Regions from separate parts of the Homo sapiens genome. Here region 2 is linked to region 1. Evidence: chromatin loops called from intact Hi-C (ENCODE). Cell type or tissue: HepG2. All regions are shown on one strand.

Evidence for each region. Hi-C counts contacts between places; a loop is a spot of excess contacts. Peaks named below come from ENCODE experiments on the same cell type or tissue, not always from the same donor. Only the 100,000 strongest peaks of a DNase experiment are listed, where the experiment ranks them.
Region 2: it touches region 1 in a loop (6-fold over the local background); 2 of 110 quality-filtered maps call a loop at or near these places.

Annotation. Positions count from the first base shown.
Region 1 is chr18:79,931,040-79,939,039 of GRCh38, reverse strand. It overlaps SLC66A2 (solute carrier family 66 member 2), which reads left to right. Exons shown (of 6, transcript NM_025078.5): 4 at 5,018-5,071. Among named protein-coding and RNA genes, the nearest start is that of SLC66A2, 17 kb to the left of the region's middle. In HepG2, CTCF peaks have their summits at 4,374 (motif pointing left) and 5,048 (motif pointing left); DNase peaks (open chromatin) are centred at 2,199, 4,279 and 5,089; H3K4me3 peaks cover 514 bases.
Region 2 is chr18:80,103,255-80,111,254 of GRCh38, reverse strand. ADNP2 (ADNP homeobox 2) reads right to left here and starts at 1,993. Exons shown (of 4, transcript NM_014913.4): 1 at 1,783-1,993. RefSeq lists silencers at 1,472-1,571, 1,772-1,931 and enhancers at 1,741-2,242, 3,069-3,570, 5,897-6,006, 6,863-7,606. In HepG2, no CTCF peak of the experiment used is centred here; DNase peaks (open chromatin) are centred at 2,324, 4,564 and 6,594; H3K4me3 peaks cover 4,853 bases.

The sequences.
Region 1 (8,000 bases):
AAAGAACAGTGCATGCTCATGGTAGACATTTGGGGAAGACAGAATATAAAGTAAAACAGCTTCTGGCCGGTCGCAGCGGCTCATGCCTGTAATCCCAGCACTTTGGGAGGCCGAGGTGGGCGGATCACGAGGTCGGGAGTTCGAGACCATCCTGGCCAACATGGTGAAACCCCGTCTCTACTAAAGATACAAAAAGTTAGCTGGGCGTGGTGGCGCATGCCTGTAATCCCAGCTACTCAGAAGGCTGAGGTGGGAGAATCACTTGAACCCTGGAGGTGGAGGTTGCAGTGAGCCAAGATTGGGCCATTGCATTCCAGCCTGGGCCACAGGGTGAGACTCCATCTTAAAAAACAAAACAAAGCAAAACAAAAAAACAGCCTCCACCCCACCCTCCAGAGGTGACTACTTTGAACCTCGTGGCATGCTTTCCAAGTCTCTTCCTTTTTTCTTCTACAGTCGCCTTTCACAAAATTGGCATAATTTTCAAAATTATGATCAGACTTTAAAAAGAAACCCTCATTCCACTGAGATGTTTTCCCAAGCCCTTTTTGCTGTGAGTCAGGGTCAGAGCCCCTCACTGGAGGGAGATGTCCCACAGGGCCCCGAGTGCCCAGCCTGAGGAAGGCAGGGCTGGCATCAGCACGGTGCAACCCCTGGGCGGAGCTGAGCCTCTTCGGCCAGGCCATGGCTGACTGCGGTTGGGAGTGAGTGCACACCTGTCTCTCGTGTGCTGGGTTATTTCTTTTTACCTTTCACTTTGCATTATGGAGAATTTCAAGCGTTTACCAAGTAGGTAGGGTGGCATAAAGTCCCGAGGGTGATTGGACCCACAGTTGCATTCAGGTCTCCTTCCTGCAGGTTTTTCTTTTTTCTTTCTTTCTTTTTTTTTTTTTTGAGACAGGGTCTCACTCTGTTGCCCAGGCTGGAGTGCAGTGGTGTTATCAAAGCTCATTATCACCTTGAATTCCTGGGTTCAAGCCAAGCGATCCTCCCACCTCAGCCTCCCAAAGCGTTGGGATTACAGGTGTGAGCCCCTGTGTCTGGCAGTATATACGATTTTGTTGTTTAAAAATCCGTGGGTTCTCCCTTAGCTCCTCTCAACTTTGCCCGTGGTCTGTATTGCGGCATCAGTGCCACCTGCATTTTTAACAAGATTGCTGAGTACTCCTGCAGGCTGAGTTTTGGGAAGCCCTGCAGTGGAGATGGCACTCCTGGTGTTTCCTCGTGTCTTTATGTCCCTGGGATGTGGACAAGGACAAGGTGTTCTGTCCTTGGCTCTTTCTGTGAAAGAGCATTTTAAAAAGATAGCGGACCCTGAGGCCCTATCGGATCCAGGTTTGGTTCTTGTGTTTCGCAGGATGGTTGCGTCGTTCCGTCGGAGGTGCGTGTGGTCAGCGGCCACTGTGGGGCTCATGCTGAGGCCGTCAGCTCATCAGGGGCTGCAGGATGTTTGTTGTCTGTTAGCTGGAGCCCCTCTGCAGAGAAATGGGCGGGTACCCATTGTTCAGCTATCCACAGGTGTAATTTATAAAGGAAATGCGGGTCTCTTTACCAGTTTTCAAAGTTGGTTCCCTAGCATCTTGCAATGATGAGTGCATGTTTCTGAGTCATTCTGAACATGTGAGTTGGACGTTTGGTGTGTTACTGGATTATTACGCTTGTTAATGCTCCAGTTCTTCCCTCTGGCCGGGGAGCCGCGTCAGATGCTGCTGGGCCCTTTCGACCCAGCATGAGGGGTCTCGCTTCTACACAGGATCCTGGTATAACAGGGTGCTCGTGTGGCGGCTACATCTCCTGCCCCAGACCTAGAATCCGTCGTTTCTCCAAGGAGCTCTGGTATCTGGGACACAGTGTTTGGAGACCACGGCCTAGGCATGTGTGAGGGTTGGCCTACAGGTTGATTTTTTGGCTTTTTCAGTGGATGGAGCTAGGGAGTTTTTTTTGGTGAGGTGAAATACTTCATGAGTGGACACCAATTCTTTCCATTTGACTTCAAACCTCCAGGCCTGGCTGTGTCGCTTAGCCTGAGCTCTGCCTCCCTTCTGCCCTCAAGGACCCCACAAATAATGGAATGTGGCATCCTCATGCCTCCCTTAGCCCTCTCTGTGCACGGCAGTCTGAGGGTCACCATGCCAGCGCCGGCCTCCCGGTTACTGAAAACGTTTGTTTTATTGGGGGTGGAGGTTTATATGCTCAGGATTGCACATCCTCAGGACACTTCCCGCTGGGAACGGAGGTCAGGTCGCTGCTGCATGATACGTCACCAGGAAACAAACGCACCTTGTCAGGGGTGCACCAGCAACTGGATACACGGGGTCATTTGTTTCATTTTAAATATTGCTTTTATAAAGTTTAACTTTGTTTTATCATGTACTTTTTTCCTTTTAAGTTCCTCTTAGGGGTTATTTGAGAAATAATTGTCTGTGGCTCAAAGTCAGGTGGTTGAATTTACTTGAAATTTGTCCCAAATCTCAACACTCAGTTCCAGGCTGGAGGCCAGGGAGAGGGAGTGGCTGCTGGTTAGTCAAGGGTTTCTTTTTGGGGTGCTGAAGATGTCCTGAAATTAGATAGTGATGGTGTTTGCACAACTGTGGATATCCTAAAAACCATTGAATTGTACACTTTAAACAGGTGAGTTAGTTATAATTCAAGAAAGCTGGAAAATGTGTTGTATGTAGGGGTCATGTGCCATCTTGCATGCATTTTCAGGGGTTTATTGAGATTCTTGGACGTCACATTAGGAATCCCTGTATCTGCCTGTGTACCTCCCATTGGGGGCTCGCCTGGGCCACTGTGATCATGTGCTCTTCCCTGGTCCCAGGCTGTCTGGCACCTCCCTGTCACTATCACCCCTGCACTCCCCATACACGCCGTACCGACAGGGTACAGTGCAAACCTTCCTTCATGTGCCAACAGCAGTGGTCTCCAGTCGTGACATGGACCAAAGTCCCAGGAAGCAGGTGATGGCCTCTGTGGCCCAGCCAGCCTCCTTCCTGCTGGCCATGTGGAACCATAACTTGTTGTGTCTCTCTTGTTCCAGTCTCTTTGGCTACTCCACAAGTTACCCCAAATCTTAGGACTTGGAAGGACAACAATTATTTTGCTTGTGAGTGCATTTTGGGCAGAGCTTGGCAAGAATAGCTGGTCTCTGCTGTCCTCAGGAGCATCTGGGGAGGCTCAAAGGCTAGGGCTGCAGCCCTTGAAGCTCATTCTCTTGCTTTTTCTCTCTCTCTCTCTCTCCCTCACTCGCTCTTTGGCATGGCTGGTGCTAGCCATCTATCTGCTGGGACCTCCACCCAGGCTCTGCTGGGACACCCACCAAGGCCTCCTCATGAGACCTGGGCTTCCTCACAACATGGCGGCCAGGTCCCAAGGGGGAGCTACCTGAGAAAGCAGGTGGAAGCTGTATCTTTTTTATGACCTAAGTCTTGGAAATCACAGCATTGCTTCTGTGGACTGGAGTGGTCACAAGCCCACCCATGATCAAGGGGAGAAGACACTGACACCACCTCCTGATGCCGAGTGTGGAGGAAAAGGAAAATGTTGCTGGGCCCTTTTTGGATCCTGAGTGCCTGGTCTGGAGGACGTGTTCAGCACAGATCTGTGGAAGTGTGTGACTGTTGAAAATGTTCCTGGCAGCTCTCTCAGCATCAGAACTCTGCATTCCATCCTACACAAACGTGGATCTGATCACACTGCTTTCCAGGCAAGGAGCCTCAGGTAGCTTGAGGCTGTGCCTAGGACACAGCCTGGTGTGGGATGTGACTCTGCAGCCTGAACCATGTCTTCTTCCCCAGCCTGCCGGCTGGCTGCCTCCCACCATTGCCTGTTCACAGTCACACCTGGATGTGAGAAGGGAAACAGTGTGGACTGAGCAGTCCTGCCTTGGGTGGTCCCTCCCTCCCACCCCTTGAGGATCTTGGTCTTTAGAAGAGGCGCCCGTGGAGAGGGATGTTGTCTAAATCAAAGCAACAGAGAGGACGAGCTGAGGGACCCATAGAATCCAAGAGGCAGTGCTGGGGGAGGCTGAGGGAGGAGAGAAGACTGCACTTTGTATGCTGCATTGGTTTATAAAACCCTCAAATTTGGTAGAGATATTGCAGTTCCTGCCTTGTGAGTGGAACAACACCCTAAGTCCAAGTAGCAGAGGGCAGAGGTCAGAGGTCACCTCGTATTTGCTTTTAGCTGTTCACTTGCAAAATTTCCATTTTAAGTCTACATTGCCTGGGGCAGGCAAACACAACCTTTGATCCTACTTCTGCTTTCTGATCCCAGGACTTATTTGAGTCTCTTGTTTATCAACTGTCTTCAATCCCAAACCCCATGGGGCTTCCCAGGAGCCACCTAGAGGCCACACTGTTTTCCAGGACCTTGGCTGCTGTCTTGTCCTGGGGCTGCGCAGATAGGAAGGTTGACTTATAACCTGTCATTGCCAGTGCTGGGCCCTGGAGGGTGCTGGGTCCCTGTCACATTGTCCCTGTGTCTGTGTCTGTGCAGAGGTGCTTGTCAAGTGCATGTGCGGAACCAGCTGTCCTTTTACAGCAGAGTGTACTCTGAAAACAGCTTTATCAGGCAGCCTTCTGAAGAGTTTTGACCTGGGGCAGCTATATTGCAGCCGCAGCTTGCATACAGATGAGTTTCTAGGAAAAGGGAAGCAGGATCTGCCTGGCTGCTTTCCATCAGCACAGCACGCTTGTGACGGGCTCCCATGCTGCCTTTCTCCCGAGAGATTAAATGGAAATGTGGTAACTTTCAATTTTTGGCTCAATTTTTCTCCCATTCTCCCCATTCACTTTTTTATGATATTGGAAGAGGTTAGGTTTGCAGAAAAATAGTTCAGAAAGTGGGTTTTCTAATGCACAAAAACCAAAATCTTGTGATCTTTCTATTCTGGTTTGTTTTTTTTTTTTTAAAGAAATGCAAAAAGTTCTGGGAACACAGCTGTTTACCCATGTTAAAACCAGTATGTTTCTGTCTTTTTCCCCTTTCTGTTTCTGTCTCCCTTTTTAACGTGTAGCTGCAGATAGCAAGGATGAAGAAGTCAAGGTTGCCCCCAGGCGGTCCTTCCTGGGTATGTACCCTGCGCGTGCACTGTCCGCAGCACGTTCCTTTTGCTTCATTCCTGCAGCTGTACTTCCTCCTGTTGTTGCTTCCATCTGTGCATGTGCGTGCGTCATCTTTACCAAGCGTGGCCGAGTCTACAGCAAACTAATCAACTCCTAGCTCTGCTGTTTTCAAGCATGAAGTAGTTACTAGAAGCCTGTCCATGCTCTTCTGTGTGTGGGGAGATGGGGGCGGGAAGGGGAAGCAGGAGGGAGACAGGAAGGGAGGAGAAAAATTTAGATGACAAATTTTGGACTTTGTTAAATTTATTCCAAAGTATTTTATCCTTTTTGATGCTATTGTAAATGGAATTGTTTTCTTAATTTCAGTTCTGCTGCTTCATTGCTACTTTATAGAAATGTAATTGATCATTGCATGTTGATCTTGTATCATGCAATTCTGCTGAACTGGTTTGTTCTAAGAGTTGTTTAGTAGATTCTCTATATATGATTCTGTCATTTGCAAATATAGTTTTAATTCTTCCTTACCAATGTAGTTGCTTTTATTTCTTTTTATTGCTTATCCTGGTTATAGGCGGTGAGAGTGGATGCACCTATCTTATTCTTCATTTTAGTGAGAAAGCATTCCATCTTTCATCACTAAGTAGATGTTAGTTAATGGATTTTCCATAGTTGCCCTTCATTAGGTTAAGGCAGTTCCCTTTTATTCGAGTTTGTTGGGTGTTTTTATAATAAAAGAGTTTGCCAAATGCTTTTCGTGTCTGTTGAGATGATCATGTGGGTTTTATTTTTTATTCTACTATGATGATGTACTACATTGATTGATTTTTGTGTGTTGAACCAACCTTGCATTCTTGGGATAAATCCATGTGGTCATGGTGTCTAACACTTTTTATCTGTTGCTGGATTTTATTTGCTAGTATTGTATTGGGGATTTTTTGTATCTGTATTCGTAAGACATGATGGTCTGTAGTTTTCTTGTGATGACTTTGTCTAGATTTAGTATTAGGATAATACTGGCCTTATAGAATAAGTTGGGAAATGTTCCCCTCCTTTTCTATCTTTTTAGAGTTTGCAAAGGGTTGACACTAATTTCTCTTTAAATATTTTTAGAGTTATCCAGTGAAGCCATCTGGGCTTGGGCTTTTCTTTGTGGGAAGTTTTAAAATTACGAATTCAATCTCTTGTTATAAGTCTATTCAGATTTTTTGTTTCTTTGTAAGTCAGTTTTGGTAGTTTGTATTGGAATTTTTCCATTTCACCCAAGTTATCTAATTTGTTGACATATAATTTTTCTTAGTATTCCCTTATAATCCTTTGTATTTCTGGAAAGTCATTAGTAATGGTTCCTCTTTTATTCCTGACTTTAGTAATTTGATCCCCTCCTTTCCTTTCTTTTTTTGGTCAGTCTAGCTAAAAATTTGTCAATTTTTTGTTCTGGTCAAATAACCAACTTTTTAAAAGGTGTTTCTTTTTCTTTTCTTTCTTTCTTTCTTTCTTTTTTTAACACAACACATCCACATTGCCTATCAGAGAACCAATTTTTGGTTTTGTTCATTTTCTTTATTGTTTTTCTATTCTGTGTTTTATTTCACTCCAATATTCTTTCATTCCTTATGCTTGCTTTGGTTTTAATTTACTCTTTTTCTTAAGGTGGAGGTTAGAACATTGATTTTTTTTCTTTCTTCCTTTTTAATGTAGTTATTGACAGCCATAATTTCTCTCTAAGCAGGTGCTTTACCTGCATCCTATACTTTGGTGTGTTGTGTTTTTGTTTTCATGCACCTAAAAGTATTTTAAAATTTACTCCAAGATTTCTTCTTTGACCCACTTATTAGGAATGTGTTAACTTCCACATATTTGTGAATATCCCAAAATGTCTTCTGTTATCGATTTCAAATTTATTTCCATTATAATTGTAGAATATACTCTGTATTATTCCAGTACTTTTATTTATTTATTTTTAATATTTGGAGACAGAATCTTGCTCTGTTGGCTGTGGTGTGATCTTGGCTCACTGCAACCTCTGCCTCCTGAGTTCAAGCAATTCCTGTGCCTCAGCCTCCCAAGTAGCTGGGACTATAGGTGTGTGCCACCGTCCCTGGCCAATTTTTTTTGTATTTTTTGTAGAGACAGGGTTTTCACCATGTTTACCAGGCTGGTCTCAAACTCCAGAGCTCAGGGCACCCACCCACCACAGCCTCCCAAAGAGCTAGGATTATAGGCATGAGCAACCACGCCCAGCCAGATTCCAGTACTTTTAAATAGAGGCACATCTTATGGCCTAGCATATGATCTGTCCTGGAGAATATTCAATGTGCATTTTGCTGTGGTTGGGTGAAGGTGGAGGGTTGTCTGTTAGGTCAAGTCTATGATTTATTGTTCTTCTGTGTAGTTGTTACGTCCATTACTAAATGTGGGTGTGGAAGTCTGTAACTATTTTTGAATTATCTTTTTCTCTTTTCACTTCTGTCAGTTTTTGTTTGATGTATTTTGGGGCACTGTTGTTTGTTAGGGACGTATATGCATATTTTCTCTTTTGACATCTGTGTCTTCTGACGTTAGTGTCATCACATGCATGTCTCCTGTGGTTGCCATTTGATATATTCTTTCCATTGTTTTACTTTTAACTTTTTTATGTCTTTGAATTTAAAATGAGTCTTCTGTATACATACGATGGATCTTTAAAAAAAATCCATTCTGGCAATTCTGCCCTTTGATTTGATTGTTTATTTCATTCACACTTAATGTTATAATATGTTCAGATTTACATCTGCTACTTTACTTTCTGGTTTCTGTATATCCTATGCCTTTTCCCCTTAGCTGTTGCTCCTTTACAGCTTTCTTTTGTATTAAGTAAATATTTTCTAATGTAACATTTTAATTTCTTTAAATAATGTTTTCTGAATTATTTTCTTAGTAGTTACTTGAAGGCTT
Region 2 (8,000 bases), 170 kb before region 1:
CTAAATGAAATGTCCCAACTATTGGAATACAGGACTTTTTAAAAAGCAACTTTAAAAACACAGAATACTTGGATCATATATTCAGCAGATCTGGGTTCAAATCACTGGGAGATACCGGTTTCCACCTATGTAACACATTGCCCTAACAGGTCTAGGATAGCCAGAGGATGAAGGGCAGGGCAGAAACCAAGTTTGCAATATGCTATTGGTGAACTTATGAGGGCAATCATAAATTAACCAACAGCATATTGCAAACTTGGGTTCAAATTAAAAACGTGTCTCCCAAATCCCAGAATCTCTTCAGCTAAAAATCTTAGCATAGCTGTCATCTTCCCCCATAAACAGTGATCAACTCCTTTCAGACATGTCCTAACCCTCACTGTTCCTCCCCTCAACTAGAGGGCCGGTAGGACAACCTCTTGTCTCATCTTCACTCTTGTACTTCCTTTCTTAACACACATCTGTCACTTCATGTTTAAGGACGACGGGCTCAATGCTGTCTTCGCAGTGAAGTCCTAACTCCAACCGAAATTTAACCGAAATATTAATACACACTCATACATGGCCAACTCTCCAAGAACATCTTTAAATAAGTTACACATACATTACCGACTTCCAAATACAGCTGAACATGTACTTTACACAACTCTTTTTACATGTGGTCCTCTCTCCCACTAATGCTCCTCACCCCCAAAAATGGTACCCAGACTCCAAACCCCCTCTTTTGATAAAGGCTCTGCGTGGCAGATGCCCACAGTACTCTACAAACTGCTGCCCCACTTGCCAATCTGCATTGTCAGTTACCTGCTTACCAGTTTCTCCTCCCCCACCCCACTCCTCCACAGCCAGTATATTCCTCAAGATCCCAAGAGGCAGTGATTACCCGTGCAAATAGAGTAAGTTTTAAGCACGCAGGCAAGTCTTCTGTTCAAATAAACTACTTAAAATATCTAATTATTTCTCATTCTGCATCTGTACAGTATTTAAAAGGGCAGTTAAAATTAACATTCCAAAGTCAACTGTAGTAGAAATTTTGTAAACGGAATCTATTTCAATGCAACCAGCAACGGCAGATGAAAAGTAATGTTAAAGTCAACATCTGTATATCAATTATTGATATTCGCATCAAAAGCTCAACGATGAAGAAACAGGGCCCCGTTATCAGCTGTTCTTCAAACCTTTCTAGGGAAAAAAAAACCTGGGCAGATTTAGGTGTCACCGTCAGCTCCTGACCTACATCTGCCGTCACTCAAGGCTCCTCCAGAGAGAAGCTTCCAGGAGAACCCGGTCTCGGGGATGCGGCGGGCGGGCCAGCGGGCGGGGCGTTTCTGGAGTCCTTACAGGGGTCGCCACAGCTCCTTGCCCCCTCTCTTCTTCTCCATCCCCGTTCCCTCTCCCTCTACTCCTCGCTCCCTTCACCAGCCCCCCTCTCTCCCTCGGTCCCCGTCCTCGTCTTTCCCCTATTCCTACTCTCCCCTCAGGTCCCCATCCCCTTCTCCGCCCTCCCGGGGCGGCCCCCGCTCCCACGTGACCGGCGGCGGGCGGGGCGGGCCGCGGGCGCGTCGGGGGTCGACGGGCGCCGTTCGGGCCGCGAACCCGCGCCCTGAGAACGTCCCGGGATTCCCGAGGCGGCCACGGGCGGCGCGAGGGCAGGCGGCGGGCGTGGGTGTGGGCTGGGTACCGGCGGGGGCGGGGCTCGGAGGGGACCAGACTGGGGCGGGGGCCAGGACCGGGGCAGGGGGCGTCGCCGCGCGGGCCCGCGCCGGGCCGGGCCGTACCTACCGCTTGGCGCCCGAGGAGCACCGCGTCTCCGCTGCTGCCTCTCGCAGGGCTGCCGCGTCTTCCGCCGAGCGCAGCCGCGTCCCGTGGGGCCGCCTGCGCCCGCCCGCGCCTCCGCCCCGCGCGGCGGGACCCCCGCCTCAGCGCGCGCCCACCCCCAGCGCGACTGGTCCCCTCCTCCCGCGCAGCCAGAAAGAGAAAATGGCGCTCGATTGGCCTCAGGAAGTGACGTTGGCCCTCATTTGCATGTAGGCGCAGCCAGCCAATGAGAGCAGAGTGTGCTTGGGGGCCCCTGGCACTTCCCACAGGCCCCCCGGGGCCCCTGGCTAAAGATGGACTGGAGGCTCTGGGGTGGCAGTGGGGGGCCCCTGTTGGACCCCCTGACTCCCTTCTGTCCCAGGGAACTGCCCTGCCAGCTCCTTTCCACATCTGTGCAAACTCTCGTGAGAGTTTGAGTGGGCAATGACGTCACTAAAGGGGTGGGGAGAGTGTGTCATCAACCATGTGACTAATCACGTGGACTCACCACAGCTTTGACTTCATTTGCATGGAATGGGGTGGAGCTAGTGGCAGCTCCAGGAGTGGTGACCCCGCCCACATCTCAGAGCCAATGGGAGCCCAACTGTGATAATGCTGCCTTGCCATTGGAAGACAAAACTTTGGCTCCCAGAACTGGGACAAGTGTGCCATGATTGGCATATCCTGGTGAACCGACTAGCTGGGGTCTCCTGACTTCATCATTCCTGTGGGAAAGTGATCACACCTTCTCTTGAGAATTCTGATTTTTAGATCTACTACAAGTTGTGTGGGGAGAGGGTTAATTGCATACATTTGTATAAACTCTTAACCTAAAAGTTCATTTTTGCACAGGTGTTTATCAATTGTGTAGCAATAATAATTTATTCCACAAAATTAGTGGAAACATGGCGTAGGGCTTTCAAAATGGCTCTAGGTCTTCGTTCCGTGGAGTCCCCAGGCCTCTGGCGGACGCCCTCGTGCCCCAGAGCACGTGGGAGTAACCACGAGGGCAGCGCAGGCGCCTCCCCCAGTGCCCCTAACCTTAACCCTAATTCTGACCCTGCACCTGAACCTCACCTAGCACTAACCCTGACTCTGACCCTAACTCCCCTCCAGTGTTCCTTCCCCTGACCCTAACTCAGCCGCGCCCTCAGTGGCTGTTCCAGGCAGTTCCTTCTTGGCGAAGCCGTCTGCAGGACACGTGCCCCTTTCAGCACAAGGCCACGTCTCCTTCCAGAGCGCCGAGCCCCTGCAACCCGCCGCCAGCCTCCAGCCCTGAGGCCCACTCCAGCCACCGCGGGGCAGAGGCCGTGCCCAGGCTGGGCCTTCCGCCCACCGCCCTCTCCAGAGCCTCCTTGTCACCATCCGCTCGTCCATAATTTCAGCTTTTCCCTCTCAATGGGAGCCTTCTGCTCAGTTTAGCCCAGTGACTAAACACATAATAGGCACTAAATTAATGTCCATATTCGTTTTAAAACTGTGTTAAATGGTGGGCCGATATGACCTGACCAAAATTTGCTTTTTTCCTACATGAATACAAGTCATAATTGAAGTAGAGTTTGCCCTTTATGTTTGCTGACAAGTTAAGATTTTACTTTGAGTTACAGTGGTAAATGGGTGTGATGTCCCTATATATCTTCCTTGCAAAATTATGGGTGGGATGAAAAGTGTAGTTAAAGCCTGCAGTCTCCCATTGATCCTCTAGTGACCTCTCATTTTATCACATTTCTCAAAACAGCAGTCCCTGTGTCTGTCTCCTCAGCCCCCTGCACGCCTCTCGCCCCCACCCTCACCACTCTGCAGAAACGCCTTGGTCACCAGCGCCCTCCTAATTGCTGAGCCCAAAACAGATTTTAGGCCTCGTCTTTCTGTATCTATCTTCCATTTGTTACTACAGACCAATCCCCCTTTCCTACAGACCTCCCGCAACAAAGCCGCCCCACCACCACTACTCCTCAAACGGGCTCTTTAATCTCCAAACTCGGGAACTGTTTCCTAATCTACAGACCTCCCCCCACAAAGCCGCCCCCCCCCACACCCACTACTCCCCAGACGGGCTCTTTCATCTCCATATTCACGAACTGTTTCCTCATCTTCGCCTGCATCTCTTCCCGGCCCATCCTTGAACGCGGTGTTCTCTGGGATCCTGCTGACTTTTTCCTTCACGGTGCAGCACATATGCGCCACTCGCTTCCTGTGTGCCAGGCACCGTGCTGGGTATTGGAACTCCCACGCCTTTCATTTTTTTCTGCATTTTCTCCCTTGTTAATTTCGACCACAGATTCAAACCTTGTTATGTCAATTCCAAACCAGTATCTCCATCTCTTTCCTACGTTTCAGTTTTATTTTTCTGGCTGCCAAAGGGGGCAGCTCCACTTCAGAGTCCCACAGGCAACTCAGATTCAAAACGTTCAAATCTGAGCCCATCATTCTCTCCTCAACAGCCTCTCCTACAGCAAGCAGTGTGTTCCCCATCTCCAGTTTTCCAATTTTATATCCCAAATATTCGTCAGATCTCTTCCCTCATCTGCAGCCGCACTATCACTACCTGCATTCAGGTCATCTCCTGCCTGTAACACCTGCACAGGCTCCCACCACCTTACCTCCAGCTTGGTGCCTCAGGTACTTTCCCCAGTCAGCCCTTTTAGAGAGTGAACCTGACTGTCCTTCCCTTCTTGCTGCAATCACTCAAAATCCCCCAGGAATCAAGCCCAGCTGGTGAGCACGACACACAAATTCTCCAAAGCTGACCAGTCAGTCCCCAGCCTGTAAACACCACACGGTGTTTGTTCATGGGACTCCTGTCCCAACCCCTGAGCTAATTTTCATTCCATTGCCATTCAAGGCTGAACTCTACCGGCCTCTCTCCCAGAAAGATCTCCCTGAACACACACACACACACACACACACACACACACACAGTCAAAATATGGTAGGTACTTCTTGACATTCCCAAAACATTGTGTGTGTCTCCTGCTGCCCTCACCACGTTGTTTACTGTTATCTGCTCACTGCTTGTCTCTCTATGGGGCACCAGTAAGGACCGTGTCTCATTCATCATTGTATCCCTGATGCCTACATTACTTTAATAAATACAATATCAACATTTTCATAAATACAAATCTAATAAATATAATAAAATTTAAATGTTGAATGATTTTCCCCCTGCATTTTGCTATGAAAATGTTGAATGTACTGAAAAGCTGAAATAATTGTTCAGAAAACAACCATCACCTAGCTCTTCCAGTTAACATTTGCTTACTTGCTTTATCGCATATGTATTCAAATATTCATCTCGACTGTTTTTTTTTTTAGAAAACATCAGTACACCATCCTTAAACACTTCAGCATGGATATCTGATGAATACAGTTTAAAACCACCATCCACAGCATTGAGATAAAAAGGACTGTCCCTCCCACCACAGAAGGAATGAGCAATGTGACCTGGGGACTTGTCAAGATTATTTTCATAGACTCAGGAAAGTGCACCACACTGAAGTCATCAAACCGAAGACACAGGTTGGGCCTCAGGACTTATCTACCAGGCGAGTCACAGCTCATGCAGGTTTATTCTGCACACCCGCTCCTGAATAACAAGAAGACCACAGACTTGGTGGCAGTATGAGTAGATTCCTCGACCCCGGTTGTTCAGCTAGGTTTGAAAGTGAAGATGGCCCATGTGGAAGCTTCCCACTCTCTCATCTAGGTCCCCCTATAACCAGCATCGGCATTTGTAAGATAGTTGTTCAGAACAAAGGGAGCCCCAGAGTTGACTGTGGCAGCCACAGGCACTGTTGTGTGAATTAGAAAAGCAGGGGCCCTCTGGGTGTGTTGCTGTCCTCCGGGACCTGGATGGTCAAGATGAAGGTGCCTTGATATGTTTTTCAGTATCACTTCCTCTGCCTCTGTGCAGACCCAGCCTCACAGCAGGGCACAGACCTATGTGAACAGAGCGAGCTGGATTTCAGCTCCCACTTCCCGCTCTGCTCACTCTGTGTAAAGACAAGTGTGAACAACTGTAGTCAGCAGCCCGACTGGTCTACGCACAGACGACTGTGCACATGCAAGTGTACAATCCAAGAAACTGCAGAGTTCATCTAAAACCAGTGAGCCACAGGAGAGGAGAGCTTGGAGAACAACTTACATGTACTCTTTCTCTACTTTGTTTTTTGAGGTTTCTTTTTTTCTCTTAGAGACAGGGTCATACTCTTAGAGGCAGGCTGCAGTGATAGGATCATAGTTCATTGCAGCCTCGACCTCCTGGGCTCAAGGGATCCCCCCACCTCTGCCTCTCAAGTAGCTGGGACTACAGGTGTGGACCACCATGACTGGCTAAGTTCTTCGGTTTTGTTAGAGAAAGGATCTCTCACTATGTTATCCAGACTGGTCTCAAACTCCTGGACTCAAGAAATCCTCCCGCCTCAGTTTCACAAAGTGCTGGAATGAGAGGCGTAAACCACTGCACCAGGTTATTTCTCCCCTTTATTCTGCATACGCTCTGTGTAGGTCCAGCAGGCACCAATAATACAGTGCTGAGCAGACTCCATCCCTGCTCTCCTGGAGCTTAAGCTAATGGAGGAGAAAGGCATCCGCGAAATAACTACATGATGAAAATATAATTATAAACCTTGGTCAATGCTCCTGAGAAAGGAAATCTCCATATATGCCTGTGACCCAGAAACCTGATGTAGACCAGCAGTCTCCAAGAAGCAGGGTCTGGGATCAGAGGATAAGTAAACACTGGCAAAGCAGAGCTGTGAGAGGCGGAGAAGAGAGGTCTGTGAGAGGCCCCAAAGAAGGCCTGCGCCTGAGGGAGCCTGGCACAGCCAGACCAGAGCAGTCAAAGTGCAGGCCACAGGAAGACGAGGATCACAGGGGAGGCCAGGGCCAGGCTAGGAAGCCATTTGGGTCTTATTAAGACCAAGGAGAAGCCAAGGAAGTGGTTTCAGTGACCGGGTTGATAAGATCACATCTGCATTTGAAACGTACAGCAGGGCTTGTCCTGCGGAGAAAGGAATGTTGATTGAGGAAGGGAAGATGAGGCTTAAGAGGAGGTTGTGGGAGCAGTCCTGGTGAAAAACGATGACAGCTGGGAACTTAAATGAGGGTGATGGCAGTGAAGATGAAAAGAAGTGGCCAGCCTTGAGAGAAACTTCGGAGGGGAGGGAACCTGCAGTTGTTGGCATGGAGAGCTGGAGGCAGGCCCCAGAGGTGGGCGCTTGTTTTTGTGGATTTACTGGCTTTGGAAATATGCTTGGCTTTCTCTAGTTGGTCCTGAATTGGAAGTGGAAACAATAAAAGCATGGAAAACTGGCAGTCATTGACTAAGTCCTGGCCATTCTGGTCTGATTGCTGCAGAGGCATAGGTCAGAGATCGTCTTACACGGTCAGACCATTGTCTGTTGGCACATTCAGTTTGGTCTCCCTTCCCCTTTTGGTCATTCTCTCATTGGAGAGTTTGGACAGCTCAGGGGAGGCTAGAGATCCAGATCTTCACAGCTTGGGGGTTGTCTGGTTGCCTCCATAGGCAATCATTTCATGAGAATTCTTTTATTTGTGTTGTTGTAGCATCATGGAGATCATCTGATGACAGAGCAGCTGCACAGAAGCATTGCAGACTCTGCAGAGGATGCAACCAACAGCATCATGACCACTGTGACAAAACAAGACTAATAGTTCTCATAAGATGCTTCTGAACTGGGAACACCAGTTTCCCATCCCAGGACAAGAGAACAAATCCCATAAGCCGTGAGGATCAGCCTTAAAGAGATAAATAGTTTTTTCCTTATGGCATTGTATAGTCTCTTCCACTTTGCCTGTTCTGTTCATCCAAGTGCAGTGAGAAGTACTAGCAGCAGCACAGATGCCACGACACCAACAAGAAATCTAGAGCAATGGGCTTGTTCATCACCAAGTATACCAGTGAGTCGAGACTGGCCTGTGTTCCATCCAGGGCACGGGAGGTGGTGTTCACACTTCTGCCAGAGTGAGTAGTAATTTTCTCAAAGTCTCCTCTACTTGTATGATTCCCACCTCTGGGAATACAGCTCTGGTTGTTCGTATAAACAATGAGTCAGTAATTTCTCCAGGAATAGTGCCTGAATGATCAGCCGGATTTCCAGCCTTGGTGATTTCTAAAATTAGAGTCTCTATGTACAGACAAGTCTCAGAATCCTATTCCTAAAGTGCGTGAGAGGCTGGGC